2 separate regions of the Homo sapiens genome follow, and region 1 is linked to region 2. The links are chromatin loops, found by intact Hi-C in ENCODE. Cell type or tissue: psoas muscle. All regions are shown on one strand. Each heading gives the region's core, and the rest is flanking DNA. Links, peaks and the distances in the headings are about the cores only. Region 1 holds the start of LOC112268194 (a long non-coding RNA gene). Region 2 has its middle 6.6 kb from the start of NOG.

Region 1 (5,383 bases), core at 120-5,119, 50 kb before region 2:
TGGGTGGGATTGAAAAAGGTGGAAGAGACTACAGCATGAAGAAAACGGAAGGAAAAGAAAAAGACAGGGAAGGCTCCAAGGAAGTTTAGAAAAGAAGGAGAAGAATAGGAACCAGTGTCCTCCACAAATGAAGCAAATCTACCTCCTATCTTCCTGAATGATTTCACAAATAACAACAGCAGATATTTACTGCAAATCTGCTGTGTGCCAAACAGTACACTAAATGTGTTACTGACATGGTCTCATTTAATTAATTAGATTTTTTAAGAGATGGAATCTCGCTATGTTGCCCAGGCTGGACTTGAACTCCTGGGCTCAAACCATTCTCCCACCTCAGCCTCCCAAGTAGCCAGGACTACAGGCTCACACCACCACACCCAGCTTTATTTATTTTCATCTGAATCCCCCTGCAGTATATGTGATTATGACCATTTTGCAGATGAGGACACTGAGAATCAGAGAGGTGATATAACCTGCCCTAAATTGCATAGCTAGCAAGTTTGTCCAGCTGAGGTGAGAACCCAAGTCTCTCTGGCTCTGCTGAATGTGTGCTGTCTACTGTTCCTTGGGGCAGCATTTGAGGACTGTTCAGTAATGGAGTTGATGAGGGGAAAATCATGGGATCGTATGTTCTAAACTAAGAATCGATATAGAGCTGGACACACGTTATAACAAAGCCGTGTAACATTTGATATTGAGTCTGCCTAGAATATATAAAATAAATGGTTGCCCTACAAGAGGGTAAGGCTGAGGTAGAAAGCAACAGGACAAGCAAGGGATGAATGGAACTTGGGAATGCATTTCCAAGTGGAGAGGGAGAGGAGAGATTGGGTGCTGGGGAGAGACAGGAGCTAATGGTTACCCTGTAACAGTGAGTCTAGAACTCATGAGATGCTACACCGAGAAGCCAAAGGAAGCCTTGAATCTTGCTGTATGCCAGGCAAAGGAAAGAGTGTGTCACAGAAGCCTTGTAGCTGTAGATTGTCACAGTCACCACCCAGGTGTCTCCAAGCAATACTGTGGGACTCTTAGCACAGAGCAGTCTGTGGATTTTCCAGCACTCCTCGAAGAAATTGTTTCAAGGGCTTAAGTTTTCTTTCCAGAAACCTAGCTTAAAACCAATTCTCTGCCAGACGTGCTCTCCAGGAATTCTTGACTGTGAATATCCTTCTCACCCAGTTAATTTATGGCATAAGCACCCCCATCTTGAAACAGATTGAATTAGGCAAAATTAGAAGTCTGGATCATCTCTTGAGCCTACCTCCAGGGACAAGAAGAATGATGAAGACATGGAGATTCCAGATAAAATTGGACAAAATGAACACAATTATTCCTCAACTGGAATTTTGGAAGGACTTAAAAACCAGTTCTAGGCCAGGGGCAGTGGCTCATGCCTGTAATCCCAGCATTTTGGGAGGCTGAAATGGGAGTATTCCTTGAGCCCAGGAGTTCAAGACCAGCCTGGGCAACATAGTGAGATTCATTCCTATAAAAAATTTAAAAAGCTTAGCCAGGTGTGTGATGCATACTTGTAGTCCCAACTACTCAAGAGGCTGAAGTGGGAGGATAACTTGAGCCCAGGAGGTCAAGACTGGAATCATCTGTGATCTCTCCTCTGCACTCCAGCCTGGGCAACACAGTGAGACCCTGTCTCTAAAGAAACAAACAAATGGAAAAACAACAACAACAACAACAACAACAAAAAAAAACAGTCCTTTGTCACTTCAACCCATTGACGTGCTTGGGGCTTGTTGATGTATTATTCATGTTCTTTCTCATCCCATGGACGTAATGAAATAAGAAATAGATATCAGTTCACAAGAATAATGACTGATGATTTGGTATATGGGATGCACAGACCAAAGACTCAAAAGTCAACTCTTATTAAAGCACTGTAATCCACATTAATATGACAGACCAGAATAACTCTGAGCAAGCCATTATGGTCCATTATGAAAATAACGTTCATTTGCAAAATGAGGAACATACCAAAATGAAAGTTGTTCCAGTTCTTTCAGCTAAATTACACATTAAGCATGCAGACTTCCTCTTCCAACATTTTGAAATGGTTTAATGTGCACTCAGGCTGGCCAAGCCATGGATTTTCTAAGACTGCCACAAAGGTGAAGCCTAGAAAAATGAGGGCTGATTGCCAGAGAGACATTCAGCCCTCCTGGGGTGTTGATCAGGTGGTCATGACTGTGCTTTGGAACTTCACCTTGGGGGATAAGATTGACACCAACAGGCAGCTGTGAATCCCAGCTGGCTTCATGCAAGAGCTTATTGGCTGCCCACCTCCAGTAGTTGGTTGTTAGAACTTGGGGATGAAGTGTAGTGGACATTTGTTGTTCTTGCCTTTCGAGCATTCATTCGTACCGTCTTCTGGTAACAGCCCCCTGAATTTCCTTTGGAAACCATCTCTTCACTATTCTCAGTCCATGCAGTAATAGCTAAGAATGGTAACTAACATACATTAAGCTCTAACCACATGGCAGGCACTGATCTGAGCATTTTGCATAATTAACTCATTTAATCCTCATACCAACTCTTTGGTACAGGTACTATTATTATTCCCATTTGAGAGATGTCTCAGATAACTTACAAATAAATATGTAATTTGCTCTTAAATGGCAGAACTGAGATTTACAAATCCAGGTAGACTGCATGCAGTGCCTGTGATCCTAACCACTAGTAGTTGCAGTAGGGCTGAACTCTAACACAACTTCAGGCTCATGAACTAGGTCTGGCCAATTCAAGCATCATATATTACCCAAAGTAAGCCAATCTTGTCCAATGCAAACCCAAGGTTTTATGCTGGAACAACCAAACGTAGTTTCTTGTTTGTTTGTGTCTTCTGAGCCTGGACCTGAGACAGGAAGTCTTGAATGTCTGGGAACCACCATTTAGAGAGAACCTAAGAATAATGCCAATGCAGATAAGATCAAAGCTGAGAAGATATTGGTAACAATACCCAAGCACCTGAAATTATTACACTTCCGGGACTTTTCTGATATATGAGCCAGTCAATTCTCTTTTTACTGAAGCTAGTTTGACTTGGGTTTTCTGATATTTGCAACATAAATAATACAGAATTCAACGTGTTAGTCTAAGAATAATACTTTCCATTTATGTACTACTGTACAATTGCCAAAGCTTTTCATTTAATTACTTCAATATTGCATTTATTTATTCATCAATTTATTCAACAAATAAATATTTACAGTTTATCTAATTACAGTCACTGACATAAGTCAAGGTGATCCCCTCCCCGTTCCTCTCTTAGCTATAGTTGGTTCCCATAATTATGTGCCCATCATTCTTGCAGCACTTACCTCTAATTACTCTACATGGATATCTATAACTTAGCAAAACATAGGCTTCTCTGGCTGGGTGGGCACAGTGGCTCACGCCTATAATCCCAGCACTTTGGGAGGCCAAGGATCACTTGAGGTCAGGAGTTCCAGACCAGCCTGGCCATAACATGGTGAAACCCCATCTCTGCTAAAACTACAAAACTTTGCCAGGCTTTGTGGCTTTTGCCTGTAATCCCAGTTACTCAGGAGGATGAGGCAGGAGAATTGCTTGAACCAGGAGGTGGAGGTTGCAGTGAGCCAATATCATACCACTGCACTCCAGCCTGGGCAACAGAGCAAGACTCCATCTAAAAAAAAAAGAAATAGGCATCTCTGAATTAGAAGTTTATTTATCCTGGAATCTCTGATATCCACCTTGGCCCCTGACACTCATTCATATTCATTTCTTTAGGAATACTTACATGCTGGGTACTATGTGACTAGTCAACATCACCAGTTAGACACAACAGAAAGCAACTCTGGCTAACTTAAACATAAATGAAATTCTGAAGGGATATCAAGTAGCCCAGAGGATCACCAGCAAGGTTGGAGAACCAACTTGTAAAATGGATAGGCAGGAACTAAAGGAATTTGGGCAGCCATAGCACAGCCAAGGTTATACCTCAGATGAGTCAGTTAGGGCATTGAGGCTGACACTACTGGACACCAGACGCTGCTACCAGGGCCACCGAAAAGAATCCTCAGCCCTCCCTGCTTCTCTGCATCACTGATTCCAGATTCTAAGACCCAGGCAGGAGCATCTGACTGGCTGAGCTCTGGGGACACGCTGTGCCCTATCTGTCAGATATTCTCTGACACATAAAGACTTTCCATCTTTCTTATTGGAAGGCAAATCCCTGCCTCTCCTGAAACTTACACCAAAAAAGGCTCCCCAAATATTTCTTATGTGGCCATGAAGTGACAATTGTCAATGATGAGCCAAAACAAAGCCCCAAAATAAAAGCAAAATACATGGTCAACATGGTCTTTGCCCTCATACAGCTTATAGATTAGTAAGAAAAGAATCCATAGAGAATCATTAATTAAATAATTAGGCAAGAAACAGTCACAGCTGTGATGAGTACAACGAAGGAGAGGAATGATGTACCCCAAGGAATATAATACTGCAAATGTGTTTCAGGTATCCGTTGCTGTGTAACAAACAATCCCGAAACTAGTAGTTTAAGACAAACATGTATTTTTGTCTCTCATGGCTCTATGGACTGACTGGGCTCAACTGGGTGGTTCTGACTTGGCCTCTGTCATGCAGTTGCAGTCAGATAGCAGCTGGAGGTGGAGGCACATGAAAGTTCAGCATCATGGTCAGTTGACATTGGCTGTCGGCTGGAACTCAAGCGGGGCCTTTTGACTACAGCACCTACCCATGGCCTCTCCATGTAACATGGGCTTCTCAGAACATGGTGGCTGGATTCCTAGAAGGGGAGGTGTCCCAAGAGCAAGCACTCTAAGAGAACCAAGTGGAAGATGCAAGACTTCTCATGACTGTCTCAGAAACTGCACAGTGTTACATCTGCCACATTCTATTGGCAAAAAAAAAAAAAAGAAGGTCAGAGTAGACTCAAGGAAGGGGAACCACAAAAGTACATGAATGCTGGAATGTATGGTTCATTGGGGATCATCTTTGGAAATTAACTCCCACAAAAATTTTGAAATAGAGGAAATGATCTAGTTTGGGGGGGTCAAGGAAAGTTTCCAAGAAAGTGCCATTGCTCTGAGATATAAGAGTTGAGTTGAAATTAATGAGATAAAAACAAGAAGTATGTTCCAGGCAGAGGGAACAGTATGTGCAAAGTCCCTGTGGCAGTGAGCAGCAGGACACATTCAAGAATATAAAGAGAGTAGAGCTGATGAACAGAGACTAAGGCAGGATGCGAGACAAGATAAAACAGGAGAGGCTGGGCATAGTGGCTCATGCCTGTAATCCCAGCACTTTGGGAGGCCAAAGTGGGCAGATCACCTGAGGTCAGGAGTTCAAGACCAGCCTGGCCAACATGGTGAAACCCCATCTC
Region 2 (5,383 bases), core at 282-5,281:
CTGGTAAAGGACTGGCCACTGCTTTATTTATTTTTATTCATATTTTAATTAATAAATTTACTTATGATCTTAACCTATTATGCCAAAGAACAGATTGTAAAACATTTGTGGTTGCCCAGTGGGTTACAGGAAAAGTAAGAACCCCTTTTAGAATTTTAAGGTGGTTTTTTGTGTAACTTTGAAGCCTTCCTTTCATATGTTGTAGGTATGTTTTGTGAATTAAAATAAAAAAGCAATTTTTTTTTCCTTAATTGAGGGCATTTTTAAATGAAGCTGAGTAAAGACACTAAGATGAAACCTTAGCTATAAGAAAAATAAAAAAACAGTTGGGGGTTTCAGAGACATTGTTTGTCTTAAGAGTGAGGTGGAGAAGCTTGATCAAAAGCCTTGTTTTACTACAGTCATGCTCCATTATGGGAGGTGGGGATGAGGATGGGGTCGGGGGAGTGGAAGGAAGATGAAACGAGCCCTCTCTTCTACTCAACCAGGTTGCCAAAAGTCACTGCCCACAAGTAAACCTCCCTTGCCTGCTGGTACTGATGATCTCCGGAGTCAAACGTGGATTCAAAGCAAGACATCAGATGCATTAAGAAGCCCGCTTTGGGCTCACGGCTCTGAGCTAACAAGCCTCTCTCTGCCTCCATAGATGAACCTTGAGTCAAGAGCAGAGCATTGAGACACCCCCTCATTTCTCTGGCCCTCAATCTCTCTATCTATAAAATGGGCAGGTAGTTGTCCCTACCTCCCCATTTTACCAAAGGATAAGTTCCTTTGGTACTTATTTAGGGACCTCATCCTCCAAACCCTCAACTTAGGTAACTTATTTCCAATCATTTGCTTCCACACCAAACTCATTCCAGACTGCATAGATGTTTTTCAATCAAGCATGAGAGTGGTTTTTGGTTCATTTTAGTTTTATTTCCCAGCCCAGCAGTGGGTTTTCACTTTATTTGGAAAGCAATCTGATTTCTCTGTAGATGCCTGAGACAGGAAATCAAAGTGTCATGAAACAGTGTCTGTCACTTACTTATATGTGTGCGCACACGCACACACACATGCACACGCACATATGCATACGAAAGTTCCACAAATGTGCTTCTTCACTTTACCATCATAGGTGAGCACTGCACCATTTAACTCAACAAAAAATGAAGATCACCTAAGAATAAGAATCGTGCCTACCCTGCAGCCTGCTGCTGGCTTCAAAAATCTTTTTAACATTTAGAACTTTAAGCACCATTTTCAGTTTTACTAGTGCCTAATAGTAACTTTGGGGCAAATTGTTTCTTCTAAATTCACTGACTTTAATCTTTTACTGATTTTTTCCTTAAATACAAAAATACTGATTGCCATCTTTTTTTAAATCAGATTTACATAAAGTAAAAAGTGAGCTTCTCTCTCTTCGTCACCTCACACTTTAAGGGTAATAACCCCATTCTTTAAGGATAATCATTACAATTAATGACTTACAAACATTTTTTGACATATTTCCTCGTACGTAAAATAATCCCTGCATAGAGACTAAAATCAAGGGCTCTAGAGTTGAAATCCTAGATTTCAAACTTGATGTAACACATAATGAATTTTTGTTTTCACTTCTTTTTTTTTCTTTTTTTTCTTTTTTTCTTTTTTTTTTTTTTTTTTTTTTGACAGAGTCTCGCTCTGTCACCCAGGCTAGAGTTCAGTGGTGTGATCTCGGCTCACTGCAAGCTCCACCTCCCAGGTTCACGCCATTCTCCTGCCTCAGCCTCCCGAGTAGCTGGGACCACAGGTGCCCACCACCACACCCGGCTAATTTTTTGTATTTTTAGTAGAGACAGGGTTTCACGATGTTGGCCAGGATGGTCTCGATCTCCTGACCTCGTGATCCGCCCACCTCGGCCTCCCAAAGTGCTGGGATTACAGGCGTGAGCCACCGCGCCCAGCCACTTCTTAATAGGGACTGTCTTGAAATATTTAAGACCTATAATCGCCATATTTAGATGGTTTCTAAGGTTTGTTTCAAATATTTCTAAGGTCAAGTCTAAATTCAAATCCTATTTAAAACAGCTTAAGACCCTTCAGTGGTCCACCATGCAAGGCCTCTGGTCTTCCAGTCTATTCCTCAAGCCCTAACTCTGGGCACTGCCAACCCACCCCCAGAATTTGGATTATGTCACACCTCCTCCCCACTACCCCAAATGTCATCCAGTCAGTGGCCTCTCCTCACCCATTTGTTCTGTAACCACCTCTTGATTTTTCAGGTCTTTCAACCTGGACATCAAGCCAGGCATGGTGGCTCAAGCCTGTAATCCCAGCACTTTAGGAGGCTGAGGCAGGAGGATCTCTTGAGGTTAGGAGTTCGAGACCAACCTGGCCAACATGGTGAAACCCTGTCTCTACCAAAAATACAAAAATTAGCCAGACGTGGTGGCGCATGCCTGTAATCCCAGCTACTTGGGAGGCTGAGGCAGGAGAATCACCTGAACCTGGACAGCAGAGGCTGCAGTGAGCCGAGAATGATGCCACTGCACTCCAGCCTGGATGACAGAATGAGACTCTTTCTGGAAAAAAAAAAAAAAAAGAAATTAAAAAATCAACTTGGACATCAAATCTTTTAGGGAGCCGTTTCGGATCCCCCAGCCCAACATTTCTATGCCTCTTCATGGCAGCTGACATCCTGAATTGTAATCTTTATTTTTTTCCCCAATCATCTGTGACCTCCTCAAGAGATGAGACTCCATCTTCTCTCTTGTTGAGCAATGTGTCTATAATTGGGGTACATGCCTGGTGATGAGATAAATGAAAAAGACTGATGGATGACAGTAGGTGGTCACAGCAAGTCATATCCAAGGCTGCACCATGACTTGAATGGTGAGGAGACGGAGTAGGGGCTAGGAAAAAAGTCAGAGACGTGAAGGTTTTGTGTTAGGTGGATTCGGTAGCTGGAACCCGTGATTCATCCCACCCACCTGAAATGGGGTCATTTTTCACCTTATTTTTCACTCCATTGAGCTTCTGTCTGCTTGTTATCTTGAGCCTTTGACGGGATAAGGGAGACTAGACCTTATTATCTCAATACACATCTATCTGAGGCAGTGGGATGAGAGGATGTGGGGGAAATGCAAGTGTACACTGAGATGGGTGTTTGTGTGTTTTTGGCAGGAGGAGGCAGTGTATCAATTTCCCATGGCAGGTCGCTAAAGGGAACTGCCTTCAGAAACCTTTAAGCCTAGATAGGAACAGAAGAGGCAGAAGTATGGGTATGTGTGTGGTTTGTGTGTGTGTGTGTGTGCACGTGTGGTGTGTGTGGTGTGGTGTGTGTGTGCGTGTGGTGTGTGTGGTGTGTGGTGTGTGTGTGGTGTGGTGTGTATGTCTGTGTGTGTGGTATGTGTGGTGTGTTGTTGGGGAGCAGTGCATAGCGAGTGTGTGTGATATGTGTGTATATGCATGTGTGTGCACGTGCACTCATGTGTTTGTATTGAATAACTACATATGTATTGGGGTCGGGAAGGTAGGCTCTTCAGTACAGGTAGGCTTTCAATATCTGAAAATTGTGTGCCTGTGCAAACCTATGACAGTGTATGGTGGGGAGCGGGAAGCAAGTCCTAGAGCATTTAGAGTTTGTGTTTCTATTCGATGACAGTTATCCGTTCACATCATAGCCCCCCCATCATTTTGGAGATTCTTGTCCCACACTAGCAATACTGTATCTGTAGTATTCCATTCATTCCCCTTTTGAAATACTGGGTCACATATGGTAAAAGTCCGTTAACTCAGAACCAAGTGTTGTTGGTCTTTAAATTTTATTTAGAATGTGTGTGTGTGTGTGTGTGTGTGTGTGTGTGTGTGAAGCAGTGGCTAGAGAGAGAAGGATTGTACAAGGATTTCCTTTCCATAGGAAAACGTTGGGTCCATCCTAGACCCAGACTTCAGCCAAGGAAATGCAATGTGAAGCCCAGGAGAGCTGAGGGCAGGAAAGCGGAGAAGATATGCCTGCTGGCGTCGCCCCCACCCACCCCCAGGCCCCCCACATCAGGGCAGGCTAAACATGCCGAGGCTTCTGTCTCCAGGGCTGGAGAGAGGCGCCCTCGTTAAAACTCAGATAAACAGTTTATCAGGAGATGAATGAGCCACCGGGCTCCAGAGACGTCTCCCCTTCCCCAGTGCGGAGCCAGATGGGGAGGGGGCTACAGGCGGAGCAGGAGCCAGACTGAGGAAGGGAAGGGGCTGTCGGGGCTGGAATAAGCTCGCTGAAGCTCCTTTCCTCCTTTGGTCTTAAACTTCGTCTCTATTTTGGGAAATGTATTTCACATGTATTTGCCCACGTTCCCACCCCAGACCACGTTTTAGAGTGATTTCCCACTCTCTCCCTCCTCTTTCTCTCCTAGTTTCCCTCTTTTGCCCAGCATGCCCATTTTAGTTACTTCTCACCAGAATCTAACCACCAATGGGACACACACACACACACAATTATAATGCCCTGTGAAGCTGAACTGGGTTCTTTCTACCCTCACTGTGAGTTCTGAACTGGCCAGGGCTCCCCAGCACCCAGGAGGCTACATGGAGTTCACCACCCTCTGACCTCAGTGCCACCTCTACTGTCACCTTCTGGCAGTCAAGAGAGATATGTGACAAGCCTCATGGCTGACTTGGTCTCCCTTTGCTAACTTAAGTCAAGCCCAAGAATGCCATTTTGGGGTCTCATTAAGAGAAAGCCCATCAGATTCTATATTTATGGGTCCCAAGAGATTGTCAGAAACAGAGGGTAGAGAATTTCAATGCCTGGGATGACACCAGCTGTAAAAGATGGCAGTTCTCATGCATTCTCCAAGGACGTCTCATGGTCCTTGAAAGGTAGAGTGTCTCACCCAAGGTCGCACAGCTGGTAGATTGCAAGTTTTCTGACCTCAAGCCCCATGCCCTTTAGGCGTCACCCACAGTTGCCTTAGGTCTATGTTTCCAGGGCCAAAGAAGCAAGAAGATTGTCAAGTTGTTCTTCGAATCATGATAGAAATAAGAGAAGATACATAAAAGCACCCTCAGGCTCCTCTTGCCTTTGACCTGGAGTTGCCCCAGCGACTGTTTAAAGGAGTGCTTCCATTTACCTTGCCCAGAGAATTTTGCAGGGACAGAAACCTGGGATGGGGCTACCCAGGGACAGGCCTCCATTTATGTTGTTCATTAACTCTTCCTATGTAGCCTCCTGAGGCCTAAGTCCCCAACCAAGCCCCACTACAGTCCAAGCACCGCCCACAGCGAGAGTCAAGCTGATAGCCGTACTTCCATTGGCCCATCTTCCGCCCACAGCTTCCTTTGCAAGAAATACAACCCTCTTTGTCCAGTTTTGTCAAGCTCCCTCTTCAACAGAACCACAGAAGCATCAAAATGGGTTGACTACAGA

What was found. Hi-C counts contacts between places; a loop is a spot of excess contacts. Peaks named below come from ENCODE experiments on the same cell type or tissue, not always from the same donor. Only the 100,000 strongest peaks of a DNase experiment are listed, where the experiment ranks them.
Region 1: it touches region 2 in a loop (5-fold over the local background); 2 of 110 quality-filtered maps call a loop at or near these places.

What each region holds. Positions count from the first base shown.
Region 1 is chr17:56,534,921-56,540,303 of GRCh38, forward strand. It overlaps LOC112268194 (a long non-coding RNA gene), which reads right to left and starts at 4,019. Exons shown (of 3, transcript XR_002958121.1): 1 at 3,776-4,019; 2 at 2,771-2,914. In psoas muscle, for the core only: no CTCF peak of the experiment used is centred there; no DNase peak of the experiment used is centred there.
Region 2 is chr17:56,584,421-56,589,803 of GRCh38, forward strand. No RefSeq gene overlaps it. Among named protein-coding and RNA genes, the nearest start is that of NOG, 6.6 kb to the right of the region's middle. In psoas muscle, for the core only: no CTCF peak of the experiment used is centred there; no DNase peak of the experiment used is centred there; H3K27me3 peaks cover 585 bases.